Linked DNA regions of Homo sapiens: region 1 is linked to region 2. A link is a loop called in an ENCODE intact Hi-C map of the cell type or tissue named here. Cell type or tissue: Caco-2. All regions are shown on one strand.

What was found. A loop is a pair of places that touch in the nucleus more often than their neighbours do. Peaks named below come from ENCODE experiments on the same cell type or tissue, not always from the same donor. Only the 100,000 strongest peaks of a DNase experiment are listed, where the experiment ranks them.
Region 1: it touches region 2 in a loop (2.7-fold over the local background); 3 of 110 quality-filtered maps call a loop at or near these places.

Annotation. Positions count from the first base shown.
Region 1 is chr9:107,140,334-107,145,333 of GRCh38, forward strand. No RefSeq gene overlaps it. Among named protein-coding and RNA genes, the nearest start is that of RAD23B, 140 kb to the right of the region's middle. In Caco-2, a CTCF peak has its summit at 1,880; no DNase peak of the experiment used is centred here.
Region 2 is chr9:106,630,145-106,635,144 of GRCh38, forward strand. The region is part of intron 1 of LINC01505 (long intergenic non-protein coding RNA 1505); the gene reads left to right. Among named protein-coding and RNA genes, the nearest start is that of LINC01505, 17 kb to the left of the region's middle. In Caco-2, no CTCF peak of the experiment used is centred here; a DNase peak (open chromatin) is centred at 2,667.

The sequences.
Region 1 (5,000 bases), 510 kb after region 2:
TTTTTCAGTCTGGATTCTCAACTGCAAGCAAGAGAAATGGACTCAGACTTAAGCAGAAAAGGTATTTAAAGAAAGAAACATTGGATGTTTACAAATCACTGGGAAGGCTAGAGAATTGGTTCTGAAAATTGGCAAGAGCCAAGGACGGCTAAGCAGACAAGATATTCAGGAATAGGAGCTGCCTGAAATGAAACGCACTGCTGCCAACACCAGGTATGGGGTGCTGTGCACCAGCACTGCACGCCAGATGCTGTCATGGGCACCATTGCCACCACCTGTTCCCTACTTCTTTGCATCACTTGAAAAAGTTAGGGCCAGGTGCAGCGGCTCACGTCTGTAATTCCAGTACTTTGGGAGGCCAAGGTGGGAGGATCACCTGAAGCCAGGAGTGTGAGACCAGCCTTGGCAACATAGCAAGACCCACTCTCTACACAAAATTTAAAAATTAGCCAGGCATTTTGTGCACACCTGTAGTTGCAGCTACTGGGGAGACCGGGGCAGAAGATCGCTTGAGCCCAGGAGGTCAAGGCTGCAGTGAGCTAGAATTATACCACTGTGCTCTAGCCTGGGTGACAGAGTGAGAACCTATCTCAAGAAAAACAAAAAGTCAGGAAAATGGGGAGCATAACTCTTCACTCCTTAAGTACACGTATGGCATGGAGACTTCCTTCCAAAATGTACAGTGTGGAAAGCGGGGCAATGGTTAGCTTTTCAGTGGCAAAGCTGAAGAATCACAGAAAGTGAGGTGTAAGGACAAGGTAGGAGTTGAGGATAACACCCAGGTTACTTACTCAGGATACTAAGTGGATGGTGGAGCCATTCCATAAAATGAGAAGCCCAGGAGTAGAAGCCAATGGAGGAAGAAATAGAAGTTCCATTTTGGATATGTTGAAATTGGAGAGTTCATGGAAATGTCCCATAAGGAAATAAATATATGCATGTGGATCACGAAGAAATGGTCAAGCCTGAAGATGAGATTTTGGGAGTTACCAGCACATAGATTGGAGTGAATGAGATCCCTAAGGAAAGCAGATTGAAAGTAAGGAGAAAGCCGGAGACCCAATTCTAAAGAAATCAACATTCAAATCCTGGGGAGCGGGGAGTTCACAGTCCCTTGGAAAAACTGAAACAAGAAAAAAGTGGATAATCAGGACACAGGAGTATCACTGAGGCCAATTGAGGAGACACTTTGAAGGAGTGAGTAGTCAACACTGTCCATCGCTACAGATAAGCCAAGTCAGCTAGAGTTTAGGGAGGGCTCACCAGGTCTGGAAATGGCCAATATTCAAATGGAATATTTCAGATGAATTCCTTTGCAGGCAACTGCAGTGAGTTGAAACCCTGAGACACTGGATAACCCTTGCCCAAAGTCTGGCCATGAAGGAAAAATAGAAATGGGTGTTTCTAGAATGAAATATCAGCTTGAACAAGGATTTTTTAATGAGAAAACACCTGAATAAACTTCTGTGTTGAGGAGGAAAAGTTGGTAGAGAGAAGTTGAAATTTAGGAGAAAATAAGGTGAGATTCTTGCTGGTCCTGGAAGAAGGGTCAGCAAGTGGGGACTGGTAGAGGAAATGGTCTTCCATAATGATATGGTTTGACTGTGTCCCCACCCAAATCTCATCTTGAATTGTAATCCTGATGTGTTGACGGAGGGACCTGTAATCTCCATGTGTTGAGGGAGGTGATTGAATCATGGGGGCGGTATTCCCCATGCTGTTATTGTGATAGTGAGTGAGTTCTTATGAGATCTGATGGTTTTATAAGTATTTGACAGTTTCTCCTTCTCAAGCTCTCTTTACTGCCACCTTGTGAAGAAGGCACTCGCTGCTTCTTCACCTTCCACCACAATTGTAAGTTTCCTGAGGAACTGCAGGTCAATTAAAGCTCTTTCCTTGACTAATTACCCAGTCTCTGGCAGTTCTCTATAGCAGTATGAGAACAGACTAATACACACGCGATGAAAGAAACTTCTTTCCCTGAATTGGGAGGGAAACTAGGCAGAAAGGCTGAGAACTCTGATGAAGTCAGAATTGAGGATGGAAGGAAGTTGTTGGGGGTGTTTCTTCTTCTATTTTCCTGGAAAAGCAGAAAGCAAGGTCTCAGGAAGAGTGGGAGAATTTGGGGACAGCCCCTATGGGGAATGGGAGAGGCTTCGTGGAAACCTAGGCCACATGGACAGCTTCCTAGGAAGTCCTAAAAGCCCATTGGAGGTTGGGGATCATGACTCCATAGGAGGGAACATGTCAGTGGCTGGCTGGATCCAAAGGCAGGGCTAGCAAAGGGGAGAGCCACCAGGGAGAGTGGACACAGAGTTCTCCATGGAGTTCTGCTCTGCAAGTCACTTGGGCCAGGCCCCAGTGTTCAAAAATAAGCACTATCTCAGAAGGAATGTTCTTTTTCCCATTTTGGAGGACAGCACAGTCTGCTGGAATTTGGCCAAATCCTGGCTTTGTCTTACTTCCCAGGACTAATTAATGGCCTCCTAGGAATATTTTTGCCCGATACCTCTCTGACAAAACTGTGTGAGAGTTCCCAATAAAGAAGTGGAAGCAGAAGTGGAACCCTCCTTCCACGTGAGGGTTTGTTGACCAGGAGAAAAAAGCTGGGCTGGTTCATATTCTTCATGGTTCTGAAAAGCCATTATAAAAGCCCAGGGCAAACTCCCGGAGACTTGGGAGTGAGAACCTAGCCTGCCCACATCTCAGACAGGAGAGTAATTACCTTCTGTTTGGAATATGCTGCACTTCTTCTTCCTTATTGCCTGGAAACAATCCTTTGAGTTAGTGTCATGTATTTCCACACTTACTTAGTTTGGCATGGAGGAAGGAGCATGAATTCTAAAATTAGATCAAATTTACCTCCACCGTTTGCAAAATCCTATATAAACTGCTTCTCATATCTCAGACTTCAATTTCTTCATCTGTAAATAGGGGTTAATTAAAACTACCTGGTGGGGTAGCAGTGAAGTTGAAATGAAATAATATATGAGAAGCCCGGAATATACAAAGCACTTGCTACATGGTATCTATGTGAGCTGGCTCACAAAAGCCAATTGTGAAATATTCAGGAATCTTGCCAGTCGGTGGTTAAACCATTAGTAGCCTGAAATCAGCCATGGTGTGAGTCCTTATACCATAGAAATCAGCAAATGCAATACATCAGGGCTTTTCCTTTTTTCTGGAAATCTAGTTTAAAAACCACTATTATCATTATCATTATTATTACTATTATTATTATTATTTTCCTTCCTCTTCCTTATACCCTGGAAACAACCTCTGAGGTAGTATTATACCCACTTTACAGAAAAAAAAAAAATGAGGGTTAAATTAAATGACTTGCCCAACATCAACAGCAAGTGAGAAATATCTGATTTTTTGTTTGTTTATAAATCTAGTGCAGTCTCCACTCCACCACAGCAGCATGAATTCAACGCAGCGCTGTTCTAAGTACGCACAGATTCTGTGTTGGTTTCTGGTTCTCCTTTTCCAGGCACTTTAGTGGACATGTGACCTTTCAGGGCCTGCAGCTACCCCCTGGACAACTTAGTTATATCAGAAAGCCAGAGCTCTGTGCCTGCTGCAGAAAGACCCAAGGAGTTTCGCCTCATCTTCAAGCTTTCACGTTTGTTATTTTCACCATCTACTAATCACTGTATTTCTATACACACTTCACCGTCTAGATGGCATCTTTATGTAAGTGGCTTTACAGGCTCCAGAAACACGAGCTCATTGTCTCTCAGCAACCCAGTGGAGAGAGTCAGAGATCAGAGAGAGCCCTTATTTTTTTGGGGGGGGGGAAAGGCATTAAAATTTGCTTTTATTATTGATGATCTCCTTACATTTAAAACTTGAGGAGGTACATATCAAAAAATAAAACTTTTGAGACTTAGGTAAAGAGATAAGTGGTGGGTAATAAAGACGGAGGGTGGGGGGTCGAATGTGGTCATTATGTCAGAAATACTCTTGAGTGAGGGCCCTGGAAGTGAGCACACACTTATTTCAGAGGTTCCAGACAACAAGGGCAAGAGACAAACACAGTAAGTCACATAGACCTCTTTTTTTAGTAAAAAGGAATCACTGGTTTGAGTGTCAGTCATGCCAAGCAACATTTGAATAAACTTTCAATGGCAATTTTGTTAAAAGGGCAAAGACCTTGTTCATAAAGGCCAGTTCTTATTCTGGCCTTTAACAGTAAGTTGAGAGATGAGAGCCCTTATTTTACAACTGAGAAAAGTGACTTGGCCCAGGTCTCCTAAGGAATTGGAGGAGTGGCAGTCGGCTCTTCTGCTCCAGCCAAGGCTGGTCCACTCACCAGCAAAGGGCTAAGCAGCAGCTGTAGCCTCTCTCCTGAAGGAAGAGAAAATGTCAAGGGCTATCAAGACTGTAGCTGCAGGGCATAAACTCATTACCAGCTATGGTTAAGGATTAAAAAAAAAAATCCCTGTGTGATATACTACCATCCAATTATGAGCTTCACCCAGGCTTGAAGCAGTTGACACTGTCCACAACAAAGATTCTAAGCCCAGTCTGGATGAGAACATGGTTTGCATTCTCTGGCTACAGGGTGATACTAAGATAGATTTGGGGAAAAAAAATAATAATAACATGGAGAGATTTTCACACTGCCAGATTATTCGAGCTGACATTATTACTATCACGCCCAGTGATTAAGAAGAAAATAAAGGCAGAGTCCCACTTGTCTAATTTGATTACCAGAAAACCTCTGTGTTGATTACTAACGTCTGCTTGCAATTGGGGACAGAAAAAAAGGTATCCAATCAGCTGAAAGCCGGGAAATCACACACAGGAGCCTGAGGTCTGTGTAAATGAAATTTAATAATAAATGGGATGTGCTCCCAGATCAAGAGGTAAATAACAGGCAGAGAAAAGGAAGGTTCATACTGTTTAGGCAGGAAGAGGATTCCAGCCAACCTGGAATACGTGGAGAAATGGTGTGCATTGAGAGGGGAAGACATGCTCAGGGCAGGAGCAAAGTG
Region 2 (5,000 bases):
GAAAAGAGCCCAGAGAGTTCTGGGCAAGGAAGGAAGGCCAATGTGGATGGAGCAGAGTGCAGAAGGTGGGGTGGGGAGAGAGGTCAGGAAAGCTACCCCACATATCACTCAAACACTTTACAAGGACTTGTTCCTTTGTTTTTCAAGTTTGTCTATAATCCCCTTAAGCAGGTTGCCTGAAAAGAGCATAAGGGTTATGAACACCAACTGTATTTCAGACTGCGTAGATACAAATTCTGGCTCCATGAATTGCTAGCTGTGAGACTTTAAAGTGGTTCTGTATTTTTCTCTGGATCTTCACCTATAACTGGTCCTAATAGTAGTACTCACTCCCAGTGTCTTGAGAATTAAATTAGTTCATATACACAAAGTTTCTAGAACAGTGTCTGGCATATAAGTGTTGCCTAAGACCTATTTATTACTATAATGGGGCAATGGCCTGACTCCTGTTTTTCTCTAGCTTTTTAGTCTATGTCAATTCAGGTTCTCTGGGAAGCAGACAGGCTGGGTAGGGAGAGCTTCTGGTGCAATACCCATCTGAGGCCCTCTTGGAGGACCCACTGAGAAGCTCTAGAACAGATTCCCTGAGCAGAAAAAGTCAGGTTCTAGTAATGCTGCCATGTTTAGTATGCTGAACATAAACATGAAATTTAAAGGTTGAAGTTTGAAAGCTGGTTTTACCAGAGGTTATGGTTTGAATGTTTATGTACCCTTAAAATTCACATGTTGAAATCTTGGCCTCCAAGGTGATGGTATTAGGAGGTGAAGCTTTGTGGATAGTGATTAGGAATGGGATTAGGGCTCTTGGGTCTTGGGCCTAAGGGAATGTGTTTCTCCTTTTCATTATGTGAGGACACAGCAAAAAGTTGCCATCTATGAGCCAGAAAATGGGTCTTTGCCAGACCTCAAATCTGCCTATGTTTTTATTATGGAATTTCCAGCACCTAGAACTATGAGAAATAAATTTCTGTTGTTTATGAGGTACCCAGTCTATAATATTTTATTATAGCAGCCCAAAGGGAGTAAGACAGAGTCCAAGGAGTGCACATATCACTGTTATAGCTTCTCACTCATTAAGTAGCTCCCCCAGCTCCCTGACCCTCCTTTGAATCTCCCAGACTCTCAGCCGAATTACACTGTCTACTGTCCCCTGGCCCTCCTGGTCTATTTGCTTTGAATAATCCCAAAACCATCCCCCCATACTGATCCATGGAAAAATTCTCTTTCAGAAAACTGGTCCCTAGTGCCAAAAAGGTTAGGGACCACTGTTGAAAGCCTTTTTCACACCTAGCAAAGCTAAGTTATCATTATGTATTTAGCTATGTATAGCTATGTGTGTGTTTACATGTGCACATGTATGCATGTTTAATACAAGCAAAGGTATTTTGGGTAAATAATGGTTTACCATGGTTTGGGTATGTTTGGGTAAATAATGATTTTCAAGTCAACTGAAAGGGATATTTGTGTGTGTGCATGTATGTGTGTGAGAGAGAATAAATAGCATATTGACAAAGTCACCTGGGCCAAATCACGGAATACCTGATAAGCAGTGTGAGCCATTGGATAATATTTCATATGCAATGATGGAATGGAGAGTCAATGGCTTTATTCATGATCCAAGAACTAGGGTCATGAGAAGGCAACCAGGACCAGAGTAGGGAGATCATGAGAAAATCCCAAAGCCGCAGTCCACAGTGGGGCCCAGACCTTAAGAACCAAGAAACTTGTCCTAAAGACACAGAAACAGAAATGGAGCCTTGTGTTAGGCTTGATCCTGTCAACAATGGGGAATCAGTGAAGGCACTAGAGAGTGATGGTCACATATGTGATGGAGAAAGATCCCAGTGAGAATGAACCTAGAGAGAATGGGGAAGGGAGAAGCTGACTCTGGGAGACCAGCTTGGCATTTATAGTAACAATCAATGCTGGAGGAAGATGACAATCTTTGAGGAAACATAATGAGTTCATTATAGGACAAACTATACAAGATTCATTAGAGTGTGAGTGAATTGTAGGACTTGCTGAAATGCTGACTTCAAAGGACTGGGAGATGGAAAAAGAGAGGGTGCAATCAGGGAGGAAGGAGGAAGCAAATGACCAAAGAGAGGAGTGTCAAAATGCAGAAATGTTTGATCTCTTCAACATGATGGAGAAGATGAGTGAAGTTTGCACTGAAAAAAAAGCAAGGTTTTGAATTGTGTTGGTCCCTGGTGATCATTGATAGAGCAATTTTATAGAAGGTGGTGGGGCCAGACCATATTGTGGGTGGATGATGCATTAGTGGGAGGTAAGGATGTGAAAGCAGATACATGATGTGGAGCACAGTGGAAACCATGGCTAGGCTTTGATTTCCTCCAGTCATGTTTGCTTAACCTTTTCTAGTCTTCTTCATACTTTCTAACAGTTTCACTACATCCTGAATTTTCTCTACAATCATTTGTCATGTTGTCCTTTGATATATGGTCTTTATTCTATCTTTGCTACAGACCTTTTTACTCCTGGACTCCTTCTCTCTTGAGATCCTCTATAGGTTTACAGTCAGAGCTGCCTGTTTGATTGTTGCTTCACCTTCTCTTTCCACTTTCCCTGCTCCAAGTGGCGTGTTGTAGAAACATAGCTAGTCATTCTCTGAAATTCTTAAATCAGCTTTTCCAAAGTCCAGGGACATACCTTGAGTTTCATCAGCCACACACATAACCTTACTTTCAGAAGACTTCCTGCTAGCATTCCTGAGAATGTCTGTCATGCAGAACGAGTGGGGTCTTGCCTATGTCCCTTTGCTAGTTAATCTTTATACAAGAGTATATAAAGATACCTATATATCAAACCTGCACGTTGTGCATATGTACCCTAGAACTTAAAGTATAATAATAAAAAAATAAATAAGAAATAATTAACAAAAGATACATTTGTGGCAATTGTCATGTTAAAATCAGCATATAAAATAACATTAAATCTGTAGACCACATAGGGATGACAGGTCATTTCAGTCCGTGAATGCCTATCTTGTTCGACCATGGATGCTAAGAAAGAGAGAAGTCTCCTCCCTTCTTTTCTCCACTTACAATGTCTCTGAAATTAGTACTGCTCACACAATCCCAAAAAACTCATAGAACTCTTTCTTGCTGGGAACACAAGCTCTGCATGCTACTTCAGGTCTCACTAAGATTTTTGCTACATGCCAACCTCTAGTCTATAGCATATGCTTAGTATTAAAGTGGATAATGTAACAAAAACTTGGACCCACTCACAGAGAACTACCATACTTTTTTTTTTTGCTTATTACTTCTTGCTTAGTCATTATTTCTCCAATCTGATAACAAATGTATTAGGCTGGTGCAAAAGTAATTGCAGTTCTTGCCATTGAAAGTCATGGCAAAACCCACAAGTTACTTTTTTGCACCAATATAATACAATTACCAGGATTAGCTGGATGACCAGATTCCTCATCTAGAATGGCATGGTAGCTTTCTCCCAAGTCTCTTATGTGAGTATATCCTGTGTTGATCAAGATATAAAATGCAGTTTGATAAGGATGCCAAGACATTTAAAAATAAAAGAATAGTCTTTTAAACAAATGCTCCTGGATAAACTGGATATCTGCATGCAGAAGAATAAAGTTGGACTCCTATATCACACCATGTACTGTGCAAAAATTAACTCCGAATGGGCAAAAGACCTAAATGTAAAGGCTAAAGCTATAAAACTCTTAGAAGAAAATATGAGAGTTAATCTTCATGACCTTGAATTAAGCAAGTCTTATTAGGTATGATACCAAAAGCACAAGCAACTGAAGAAAAAAATAAAGTGGACTTTATCAAAATGAAAAATATTTCTGCTTTAAAGAACACCATTAAGTATGTGAAAAGACAATTCACAGATTAGAAGATTTTTGCAAATCATATATCTGAAAGGATAGTTGTATCTACAATATAGAAAGAAGTTTTAGAACTCAATAATAAAAACAAAAGCCCTATTAAAAAATTGACAAAAGATTCCAATAGACATTTCTCCAATGAAGATATACAAATAGATAATAAGCCACATGTAAAAATGTTCATCATTAGCCATTAAGGAAATGCAAATCAAAGCTACAGATAAATACAACTTCATACCCATTAGGATGGCTTTAATTTAAATGACAGACAGGAACAAGCATTGAAGATGAGTAGAAACTGGAATCCTCTTACATCACTGATGAGAATGCAAAAAGATATGGCTGCTTTGAAAAACAGTCTGGTAGTTTCTCAAAAGGTTAAACGTAGAGTTGCCATACAACTCAGTGATTCAACTCATAGGTATATAACCAAGATAAATAAAAAACATATGTTCATACAAAAAGCTGTACACAAATGGTTATAGAAGCATTATTCACAATAGGCAAAGAGTGGAAATAATCCAAATGTCCTTCAACTGATAAATGGATAATCAAATTGTGATATATTTTATTCAGCCATACAAAGAGATGAAGTGCTGATACCTGCTACAATATGGATAAGCCTTGAAAATACTATGCTAAGTGAAAAAATCAGACAGAGAAAAAAAAAAAAAACATGCAATGTGTGAATGTGTGATTCTACTGATACAAATCTCCAGAATAGGGAAATCCATAAAGACAAATTAGTTTTTGTTTAGGGCAGAGATGAGGAGCTTAGAGAGTGATAGTTAAAAGCTATGGGCTTTTTTTTTATGGGGGAGGGTGTGGTGAGGAAAAAAGTGTTCTGAAACTAGATAGAGCTGATAGTTTCACAACTGTGTTATTAATACACTAAAAACACTGAATTGTAAATTTTAAAATGATGAGTTTCACATATCATTCATCTGTTATGTGGATTACACCTCAATTTTAAAATGTTAAAGTGGAGGAAAAGAAAGGGGAAGAGAAGCAAGAGGGGAGAGGAGGGGGAAGGACAGGAAGAATAAGAAGGAGAAGAGGGAGGAATTAGAGGAAGAAAAAGAGGAGAAGGAGGAGAAGGAGGAGGAGGAGAAGAAGTAGTAAA